2 separate regions of the Homo sapiens genome follow, and region 2 is linked to region 1. A link is a loop called in an ENCODE intact Hi-C map of the cell type or tissue named here. Cell type or tissue: IMR-90. All regions are shown on one strand. Each heading gives the region's core, and the rest is flanking DNA. Links, peaks and the distances in the headings are about the cores only. Region 1 overlaps FLJ33534 (Putative uncharacterized protein FLJ33534). Region 2 has its middle 59 kb from the start of FLJ33534.

What was found. A loop is a pair of places that touch in the nucleus more often than their neighbours do. Peaks named below come from ENCODE experiments on the same cell type or tissue, not always from the same donor. Only the 100,000 strongest peaks of a DNase experiment are listed, where the experiment ranks them.
Region 2: it touches region 1 in a loop (12-fold over the local background); 8 of 110 quality-filtered maps call a loop at or near these places.

What each region holds. Positions count from the first base shown.
Region 1 is chr2:11,122,206-11,127,577 of GRCh38, reverse strand. FLJ33534 (Putative uncharacterized protein FLJ33534) reads left to right here. Exons shown (of 9, transcript NR_040080.1): 4 at 2,793-2,995; 5 at 4,289-4,426. Among named protein-coding and RNA genes, the nearest start is that of FLJ33534, 7.3 kb to the left of the region's middle. In IMR-90, for the core only: a CTCF peak has its summit at 2,920 (motif pointing right); no DNase peak of the experiment used is centred there.
Region 2 is chr2:11,070,687-11,076,058 of GRCh38, reverse strand. No RefSeq gene overlaps it. Among named protein-coding and RNA genes, the nearest start is that of FLJ33534, 59 kb to the left of the region's middle. In IMR-90, for the core only: a CTCF peak has its summit at 2,604 (motif pointing left); a DNase peak (open chromatin) is centred at 2,088; H3K27ac peaks cover 1,497 bases.

The DNA.
Region 1 (5,372 bases), core at 50-5,049:
TGATCCCAGCACTTTGGGAGGCCGAGGCGGGTGGATTATCTGAGGTCAGGAGTTCGAGACCAACCTGGCCAACATGGTGAAACCCCATCTCTATTAAAAGTACAAAAAATTAGCCGGGCATGGTGGTGCATGCCTGTAGTCCCAGCTACTCGGGAGGCTGAGGCAGGAGAATTGCTTGAACTCTGGAGGTGGAGGTTACAGTGAGCTGAGATCGTGCCACTGCACTCCAGCCTGGGCAAAAGAGCAAGACTCCGTCTCAAAAAAAAAAAAAAAAAATTCCATCAATAGAAGACTGGTTATGTTACTTGTGGTATCTTTACTATACTTATTACTTGTAAAGATGTCATCTATATAATGTTAAGCAAAACAAACATGATAAAACAACAATAACAAAACGTGTTGCAAAGTGGTATATGCAGTCTGATTCTGGTGTTGTTATTATAATATGAGTTGAATGCATGAGAAAAGTCTGAACGGACGTGCTTCCTCCCGTGTCTACTGCATATCTTTAGGGAGTAGACCGGAATGCAGTGGCATGATCTTGGCTCCCTGCAGCCTCCAACTCCAGGGTTCAGCAATCCTCCCACCTCAGCCTCCCAAGTAGCTGGGACTACAGGCATGCGCCACCATGCCTGGGTAGTTTTTGTGTTTTCTTGTAGAGACAGGGTCTCACTGTGTTGCCCAGGCTGATCTCAAACTCTTGGGCTCAAGCAATCTGCCCACCTTGACTTCCCAGAGTGCTAGGATTATAGGTGTGAGCCACTGCACCTGGTCAATCATGTTAACGCCTAAGATATGATTGTCAGGGGTAGTGCAGAGAGCACAGAATTGAGAATCCAGAGAACTGGGTTCTTGTCTAGGCTCTGACCCTACCTTCCTGGGCTTTTTTTTTTTTTTTGAGACAGGCTCTCCCTCTATCGTCCAGGCTGGAGTGCAGTGGCACCATCACGACTGACTGCAGCCTCCTGCGCCCCGTGATCTTCCCACCTCAGTGCCCTGAGTAACTGGGACCACAGGTGTGTACCACCGCACCCAGCTAATTTTGTTTATTCTTCTGTAGCAATGGACTCTCGCTATGTTACCCAGGTTGGTCTCAAACTCCTGGGCTCAAGCGATCCACCCTGCTTGGCCACCCAAAGTACTGGGATTACAGGCGTGAGCCACCATGCCCGGCCTGGGCCCATTGGTAAGGATTATTCAACAGTAAAGATAGTAAATCTATGACAGTCTCTCTTGGATTATGTATTAGTTTGCCAGAGCTGCCCTAACACAATGCCATGAACTGGGTGGCTAAACAAGAGAAATGGAGCGTGTCACAGTGCTGGAGGTCAGAGGTCTGAGAAGAGGGGTCGGTGGGGTTCATTCCTTCTGAGACAGTGAGGGAGAATCTGTGCCAGGCCCCTTACCCCACTTTTGGGACCTTCCTGGCAATCTTCCATGTTCCTTGGTGTGCAGAAGCATCACCCTAATCTCTGCCTTCATCTTCACATGGTGTTGTTTCTTTGTGTGTCTCTGTCTAAATTTCTCCTGTTTTATGAGGGCACATTCATACTGGATCTCAGCCCACCCTACTCCAGTATGACCTCATCCGAACTCATCACATCGGCAATGACCCTGGTTCCAAATAAGGTCACATTCTGGGGTGCTGGGGATTAGCACTTCAATGCAAATTTTGAGAAGCACAATTCAACCAATCACAGATTATACAGATTTGAATTCCTTCTGGGATCTATTAAGGGATAAAACCGACCTTGTATGGCCAGGCACAGTGGCTCGCACCTGTAATTCCTGCCAGCCCTTTGGGAGGCTGAGGTGGGTAGATCACCTGAGGTCGGGAGTTTGAGACCAGCCTGGCCAACATGGCAAAACCACATCTCTACTAAAAATACAAAAATTAGCTGGGTGTGGGTAGGCACGAGCCTGTGATCCCATCTACTTGGGAGGCTGAGGCAGGAGAATCACTTGAAACCTCGAGGTGGAGGTTGAAGTGAGCTGAGATCATGCCAGTGCACTCCAGCCTGAGTGACAGAGCGAGACTCCATCTTAAAAAAAAGAACCAACCTTGTATTCAGCCCCCACTGTACGTCAGGCATTATTTCCAGTCCTCACCTCACCTCATTCGGTGAACAGTATTAGCTCCATTTTATGGATGAGAAAACAAAGTCTTCAAGAGGCTGAGTGTCTTGTCCAGGGACCCAGGCAATAAGTGGCAGGCCTTGCATGGAATTCACTCATACAACTTCTAAAGTCTGTGCTTTATTGGAACTGCAGAGCTGTGGTTTGACTAATACTTGACTACGCCTAAGGATTTTTCCCCAGGAACTTCCTTGATAATTTTCATTAAATAGACCTTATATTTTCAATCCACTCGAGCCTCTGGGAGACAAGTGAGAAATTCCCTGATGGATAATGGCATTAAAAACAGCAACTGTGTACACTGCTTGAAAAGTGTGCTTTCTTGCATTTCTCTTGTGAAGTGTTGTGACGGCCTTGTGAAGTGGAGCCGATCACATGTGGATTTAGGGGCAGAAACTGGAAGACCACAACCCACCTAGACCGCACAGGCAAGAAATGGACCCCCAGGACCAGAATCCCTTCTGACTATAGTTTCTGGCCTCTTCTTCAGTTGTTATTTGCAGAGAAAAAGCATCTCACATAAACAGTTTTACTTCGGTTATCAAAAAGATACTCAATGATCTATATTTCAAAGACTCTAGATTCCTGGGAGTTGGGGGAATTTTAAGCATTGGGAACATATTCTGGAGCATGTCTTTATGTTCTTTATTCTGTAGCTTCCCATGGGTGGCCAGCCGAATGCATTATGGGAGAAAGCAGGTCTCGTGGATAATATTTCTGAAGATCGGAGCAGGTTGCCAGGTCCACGTCGGCCATGACTGCAGCACGCTCCGGAGGCAGCAGGGGGCACCCTGGAGCTTCGCATCCTCCTTCAGGCCCGCGGCATCTCCCCTGGCTCCACCATCCCCAGGTGTCTCAGGTTGGACGCACGGTAGTTCGCTATGGCCATTTCTGATTAAAGACAGAACAAATGGATTGTCCGGATACGGTGTCTGTGAAAGGAACCCAGCTGTGAGCCTCGGCAGGCAGGTGCGACATTCTAAATCCACAGGGAGGGCCCAGAAGGGACGCAAGAGGTCACCTGCCGTGCAGGGTGCGGGGGGTCTTGGAGGTGGGCAGCAGCTGTTCACCCGTGAGCGACGAGGAGCATCAGCGCTTGAACAGCGGAAGCAGCATTTACAGGTGAACACCAGCCCGAGAGGGCCGGGGGGCCCAAAGCTATGGTGTCCAGAGCCTCCCAGCTCCCACTCTGGCCTCCAGTGGCCATGGAATTGCTAACTATGAGGGCGCAAGCTTCTCCCAGCAAGTCAAGGGGATGCTATGTGCTGCGATAACGGGTCCGGCCGCCTTGCCTTTGGCCTTCCAAGCCCCTCTCTGAGCCCCAGGACGTACCCACACCTGCCGGCCCATGTAGGGTGGTCCCAGCCTGCGTCAGTCAGGCCACACTCCGGAGCCAGGCTTGGTGCAAACTCCCAGCTGAGCTCACCCGCTGGCTGCGGTCTGTGATACTTCCCTGGTGGTCTCTGACGGGGCTGTATGGCCTCCCTCTGGAACCCAGGCTGAACACTCGAGGAGCTGGAGGCAGTCGGGCAGAATCAGCCTCTGGTTGCCAGCATGGGGTGTCAGGCAGGGGCAATCCAGCGGGGAGCCTGGGGAGAGAGGGCGGGGGTGAGGCACTGATCTCAGGCTGTGGGGAGGAATTCACACCTGCATGGCTGAGGCTGGTGCTGCCCCCCTGATCACCAGGAGATCAGCCTCTCCTTCCCCAGCCTCAATTTGCACCCCTGGCCTGTGCGGTTGGCACTGTCTCCCGTGGGGAGCCCCTGCCTGGCTCAGGGGAGACCCTGGTGCAGAGCCCACCTTTGGAGCTGCCCTGTCCTGCTGAGGCAGGAGCCACCCCTGGCCTGGCCCTGGCCCTGGCCCTGGCCCTCCGGTGAGGCTGCAGTAGCCAGGAGAAGGCCAGTCAGAAAGGCCATCTGCCTGGCGGGTGTTTCTAGCCAGCAGGCCAGGGTAAGGAAGTTGTCAGGCGTCCTGCGGGGATGGCCAGGGTTGCAGACAGGGGTGGCAGCCAGCTCCATGTAGCTCTGGGACCCAGGTGTGTGGCAGGGCCAGGAGCATGTTCTGCTGCTCTTCCAGGCCCGACTCCAGCTCATTTCCTTGAGAGACCCTTTCACCTATTCCAACCTGCATTTGCCTGTGTCGTCCTTTGCAGCAGCAGCCTTGTGGCTGTGCCTCTTCTGTGCCCTCCGAGTTCTAGGCTGAGGGTGAGGATTGGATGAGTTGATCCACGCAAGGCTCCTGGCACAGTGCCTGGCATATGGTTAAATAGACTTGAAGTTATAATTACCAGGTATGTGACCCTGTCCTCAATATGAGTGCCACAGTGGGCTGGAGAGTGGCAGCCCTGCTGGGCAGGATCGTAGGGTCTCAGTGACAGGCCTTCCTCGTATCCCTGACAGGGAGAGAGGCTCACTGAATAGTAAGTTGGCTGTGTCTTTTCTGTCTGAGCCTCTCTGGGAAGCTTCCAAGGGGATAAAGGCTTGAGCTGGAACTTGGAGGAGTTTGCAGGTGGCTGGATTGGGGTGGGGGTGGGGAGGAGGGTGCCAGCATGCCAGGTGGGGGAACAGCATGGGCGAAGGTATGGAGATGGGGGAGGGATCTGGACAGGGTGCCTGTGGCTGGAGCACAGGGCATGTGTGGGCGGGAAGCAGGTGAAGAGAGGAAGAGCTCTGGGGGACTTCTGGAGGGGACCCACCGTAGGAGCAGGCCAATGGCTGGCAGGGCTAAGTGGTGCAGGTGCCCCTGATGGATTTGATCGAGGTGGGCACACATGCTCATGTCAGAGGCATGTAAACCAGAGCAACTCCATCTTGCGTAGGAGCTGGGTAAAATGAGGCTGAGACCTACCGGGCTGCATTCCTGGACAGTTAAGGCATTCTAAGTCATGGGACAAGACGACACAGGTCATAACGACCTTGCTGATGAAACAGGTTGCAGTAAAGAAGCTGGTCAAAACCCACAAAAACCAAGACAGCCATGAGAGTGACCTCCGGTCGTCCTCGCTGCTACACTCCCACCAGGGCCATGACAGTTTACAAATGCCACAGCAATGTCAGGAAGTTAGCCTATATGGTCTAAAAAGGGCAGGCATGAATAATCCACCCCTTGTTTAGCAGATCATCAAGAAATAACCATAAAAATGTGCAGCCAGCAGCCCTCGGGGCTGCTCTGCCTATGGAGTAGCCATTCTTTATTCCTTTACTTTCTTAATAAACTTGCTTTCACTTTACAGACTC
Region 2 (5,372 bases), core at 309-5,308, 52 kb after region 1:
GTCACATTAAAGATGAGAACACAGAAAGAAGAAAATGACAGAAATAGACTTCTCCTAGTCACAGAACAGACAGGAGTGCCAAAGACTGTTAGTTAGGAGTAGGTTCACTGCTAGTGACAGCAACCTGGCCTTAGAGGCTCAGACACACAAAGGTTTATTATCTCACAAAAAAGTAGTACAGACGTAGGCAACCTAGGGCCGATGTGGTGGCTCCATGAAGTTATCAGGTAACCCGGTTCCTTTCTGTCTTCTATTTTTGCCTGGTATCACTTCCAATATCAAGGCAATCTCACAGCCTAAGATGGCTGCCAGAGCTCCAGCCATTATTCCTACAGTTGAAGCACCAGAAAGGAAAAAGTGAGGAAGAAGGGCTCCCTCAATCATCTGAGAAACACTCCAAGAAGTCCAACACAACACTTCCATTTGCATCTCACTGGTCACTCCTAGTTTTGAGGGAGGCTGGGGAAGGCAGTCTTTATTCTTAAGTGGCAACATGTCCAGCTAAAAAGCAGGACTGTGTTACTAAGAAAGAAGAGAGAATGGCAATAGGTAGCAGCTGTAATCTCTGCCACATACACAAAGTCAGTGGCCTGAGGTGGGTCTGATGGTAGGGACAGTTGTACTTTGGCCAGCTGTCCCCCCTGTGCTGAGAGCTGCTGGTCACTTGCTGCCTGCTGTGACACTGGCAAGGCCACTGGCAGGAGGGAAGCAGTGATGCTAGCCGTTCCTCAGTCCACCGCTGTGTCTCATATGGTGTCCAATCTTGTTTTATCTGTACAGATCCAACAGGAACAGTAGTCGTTTTCACTTACATTTCAGTTTGTGCCGTGCATCGCCTTCTGACCAACATGGTGTTCTTTGGCTGGCTCCTATAGAAGCAGAGTTTGAGAGAGGAGTTTTTGTTTTTTTAAGGGATAGGGTCTCGCTCTGTGGCCCAGGCTAGAGTGCAGTGGTGTGATCATAGCTCACTGCAGCCTCCAACTCTTGGACTCAACTATCCTCCTGCCTCAGCCTCCCAAATAGCTGGGACTACAGGTGTGCTATCACACCTGGCTAATTTTTAAAATTTTCTTTAGAGACAGGGTCTCACTATGTTGCCCAGGCTGGTCTCAAACTCCTTGACTTAAGCAAGCCTCCCACCTCAGCCTCCCAAAGTTCTGGGATTACAGGCGTGAGCCACCTTGTCAGGCCTGAGACAGAAACTCTTGAGGGAGTGCCCTCGGGTGACGTGTGTGAGGGTGAGAGAAGCGTACCCAGACAGGGGAAGAAGTAGACAAAGAGGTGGTTTGACCCCACAGGGAGCCCAGGACTGTGAATGGGACCCATGTTGTCCCACCTGAGGCAAGGGGCTGGGTTTTAGTGTCCCCATCGGTCACGTAGGTGCCGTCCTGCTCACATCAGCCCAGTTCAGAGCCCTGCCTAGTGCCAGCCCTCAGAGAAGGAGACGGAGCCTGCACAGATGGCATCCAAGTCATCCTCGTGGCACCCAGTGAGGAGCCCCAGGCTCGGGTCATTATCCCTACATTACAAAGGAGGAGTCTGAGGCCTTGGGGAGGGAGGTGACCCGACAGGACCATGGGCCACCCTGAGGCAGAACCAGGACCAGCCGTGGCCTCCTGCCTGCCGGCCACTGCCTTAGATGGGAACACCTGGAGCCCCTTCCACTGCTCTGCGTTGCTGCCTCCAAACTGCACTTCTGGCGACCGAGCATCTGTTATTTGTGCCATTTTAAATTTTGTACTGGGTCTGAGTGAGACACATGGAAAGGAAAGCAGCTAAACCACTTATTAGAAAAGGAGTGTTTCCAGCTGCAGACAATCGCTGTAGTGATCCTCATCGCCCTTAGAATAAAGACAAACGGCAGCACACGTTTCCCGGGGTAAAGGGTGCACCACAGTGGCACAATCACACCTGTGTGCATTTGACGGTGCTTTTTCTTTATTTTTCCCTTTGGAGGGGAGTACAGGTGGGCAGGGGCTGGGCGCAGCCGCCTGGCACCATGGGCTCAGTCCTGGCTTCCATCTCTGTCCAGTCTCCATTTTCATCCTGAGTTCCTGAGTCATTTTTTTCTTGCAGTTGAAAGCAATTTCCTGTTTACATTTTTTCCTTCAGGACACAAGGGCGGCTGGTTATGGACATATGAGCTTTCATAGATTTAAAAGTCTCAAGCGATTCTTCCATAAGGATGTAAAAATTTCCTCATGGGGCCCATTTTTCCAACCGAAGTTTTTTGGGTCTCCTCAATGGTCTCTTTCTCCTTTTTCGGTGTGAGATGATGGTTGCTGTGGCACTGTTGACGGTGAAAAACTAAAACCCCCGAATGACCTTCAGCATTGGGCTGATTGAACCTCAATGGCACCTCTTATCGTAAGAATATAGATTTGTATGTATTGACCTGGATAATTGACCTCCAAGATATTCTGAAGTGGGAAAAGCTAGTTGTAAACAAGATTATATAGCACTACGTAGTTTTTTTTTTTTTAAACAAACAACACATACACTCAAAACCTCTGTGTGCATATGTGTGTGTGTCTGTGTTTGTGTGTGTGTGCCAGAAGGAACAGAGACAGAGGTGAAGGCAGAGACGCTGCAGCGCCACCCACTGGCGCTGGCTTGGGTCATGCGGGAGGGGAAGAGGAAAGGGAGAGAAGGCTGCTGGGCAGTGCTCGACCTGAGACGTTCTCAGATTTCCCATTTCCATCCTGCCCCCGTCCGCATCACATCACATCCAGACAGGTCTGCAGGCTCCTGCTATAGCCCCACTGTTTTAAGCCGCCTGTTCCTAAACCTGTCCTTTCCACAGCTGCCCCGCCCTGCTTCCGGCACCCCACAGAACTCCTGAGGAATCTACATGGATGCCATTGAATTGAAACGGCCATTGCAACATTATAACTGAGACAGCGAAAGAGATCTGACTGAACCAACTCCATCTTGCTTCTAACCTCCAAGTTGTACTTGTTCATTCCTGAGCACAGGCTGAAATAATTCTGAGGGGAACTTAGTTTATAGTTTAGCTTTGAAACAAAGACGATAACAGCCCTTTCCCAAAACAAACTCCTTTCTTGCCTGGGCACTCCTCTGCCTTTGTATCACTAACAAATTAGCCAAATATTAGAAATTATGGTTTAGGAGCCATGCAGCTGGAGGCTACAAGACTCTGACTCTCCTCAGATTGCTCCTGGGGATAACATCACCGTTTTAAAACCTAAGATCAGTGCTTGAGATATTTTGCAGACCCCAAACTCGATGGATCAGCTGGCACCACCCAGATCAATAAACTGGCTCATCTGGTCGTGTGGCCACCCCCAACCCAGGAACTGACTCAGCACAAGAGAACAGCTTTGACTTCCTATGATTTCATCTGCAACCCGACCAATCAGCAGTCACAACTCACTGGCCCCTACTCACCAAATTATCTTTTAAAACTCCAATCCCCGAATTGGAGTCAATTCTCGGGGAGACTAATTTGAGTTATAATGAAACTCTGGTGTCCTGCACAGCTGGCTGTGCATCAACAACTCTTTCTCTATTGCAATTCTCCCGTCTTGATAAATCTGCTCTGTCTGGGTAGCGGGCAAGGAGAACCCGCTGGGTGGTTATACAATTGTTAAGAGGCAGGAAACAGAATCAGGTGAATAACCAAGGAGCAAGGGGAGGTGGCATCTAGCTTCTTGAGCAGGAGTTAGGGGTCATACTGGGAATAGAGGCACTGGGGGACATTATTACTTTTTCTAGGTAGATTATTTGATTTGTTAAAGTAATAAAATGTAAACTTTAATGAATCAAATGAATTGCTTTGAAACATTAAGGGTGAGGGTCCTTTGAACACCACAGTTCTACTGCTCACCATAGCCTTTGACTGATCAACAGCAGTAAACCACAAAGCCCCTTAGAGCGGGAGCTGCCGGCTGCTGTTGAAGCTTCTCAGTCCCAGCCCTGGAATCAATTGTTTCTCCAGGGGATGTGGGTTCCTCTTTCATGTGGAGAATGAAATTTAAAAGCCAAAGTCTGGGTGCTAGGTGTGCTCAGTGCTTTTGGGAAACAGCAGCTTTTGTTGCTGTTCCCAGGCTCCTTAAATGGGCAGAGCTAGGGAATATATGTAATATATATATGTGTATCTTTCTACCTGGTATCTATCGTCTATCACTGTCTGTTTAGCTAATCTCTCTCTCTCCATCATCTAATTTATCTGTGTATCATCTATCTCTGTCTATCTAATATCTATTTCTATCATCTAACTTATCTATCATCTATCTATATCTAACCTTCATCCATCCATCTCTCATCTCTCTAATCAATCTATCAGCTGTCTATTGTTCCCCAAAACTTTAAGTTCACATGGATACTTTAATCCCAGTGTTGCAGGACTTTCTCCTCAGTTCAACTAAAAACCAGGTTCTTGTCACATGACCAGGAAAGATTAGGCTCACAGACACATAGAAGGGTGAGAAAAATGGAATTTATTGGGTGAAAAAGGAAGAAGAGAAACACTTTCAGCAGAGCGAGAGGGAAGCTGAGAAATCAGCTCCTGCCCCCACCACACAGGAACTGAAGAGGCCGGGCTCCTCCCCTCTGCAAATGGCTGGAAGTTCCCTGGCTCCACCCCGTCCTCCTAGTGTGCAGGCCTGTTAGAAGTTCTCCCGGGAGCCCTTTTTACTTGGCTGTCTCACCAGGTCAAACAACAGGGCTCATTCTAGCTTTCCCCTTTCCACGTCTGTAACTCACTTCTTTGATATGAGGGCCCTGGCTCCCATCGTCCTCATATGGCTTCTTATGTGGTCCATGTCCCTATGTATAACCCACCTCCTTTCACTGGCACTTTCTCCTCCCTCACGCAGGTACTCTCCTCCCAACCCTTCCTGAATCATCTATTCTGGTGGCTACAGCAGGAGCCACCAGACCTTTCTGGGTGTGATGTGATACAGTATCCATGCATCACATCCAGTATCCCCTCCTATACAAAGGGAGGGGACCCAAAGAGGGTAGCCGTTGCCGGCTCAAATGCCTGGGTTTATATCCCTTATATCCCGATCATTGTACCTCCTGCTGTGCTCTCAGGCAATAGATGATCCAGTCTTCCATGTATCACAGTATAGCTCCCTTTGCAAGGGAGCTCTGTTTTCACTCTATTAAATCTTGCAACTGAAAAAAAAAAAAAAAAAAAAAATGGGGGAAGACTGTTTCACAATCGCCCCAGCTCTAGGGGTTCCAGGGGGCTGGTTGCCCAGAAGGAACCAGCTGCGAGAAGCCCTGTCCTGGGTGGGCAAGATGCTCTTGACTTTTTTCTTTTTTCTTGTGAGAAGCAAATGGGACTGGCAAATGTGGCCACCGTCTGTTGTCATTAATGGACAGTAACATTCATGTGCCCCTTT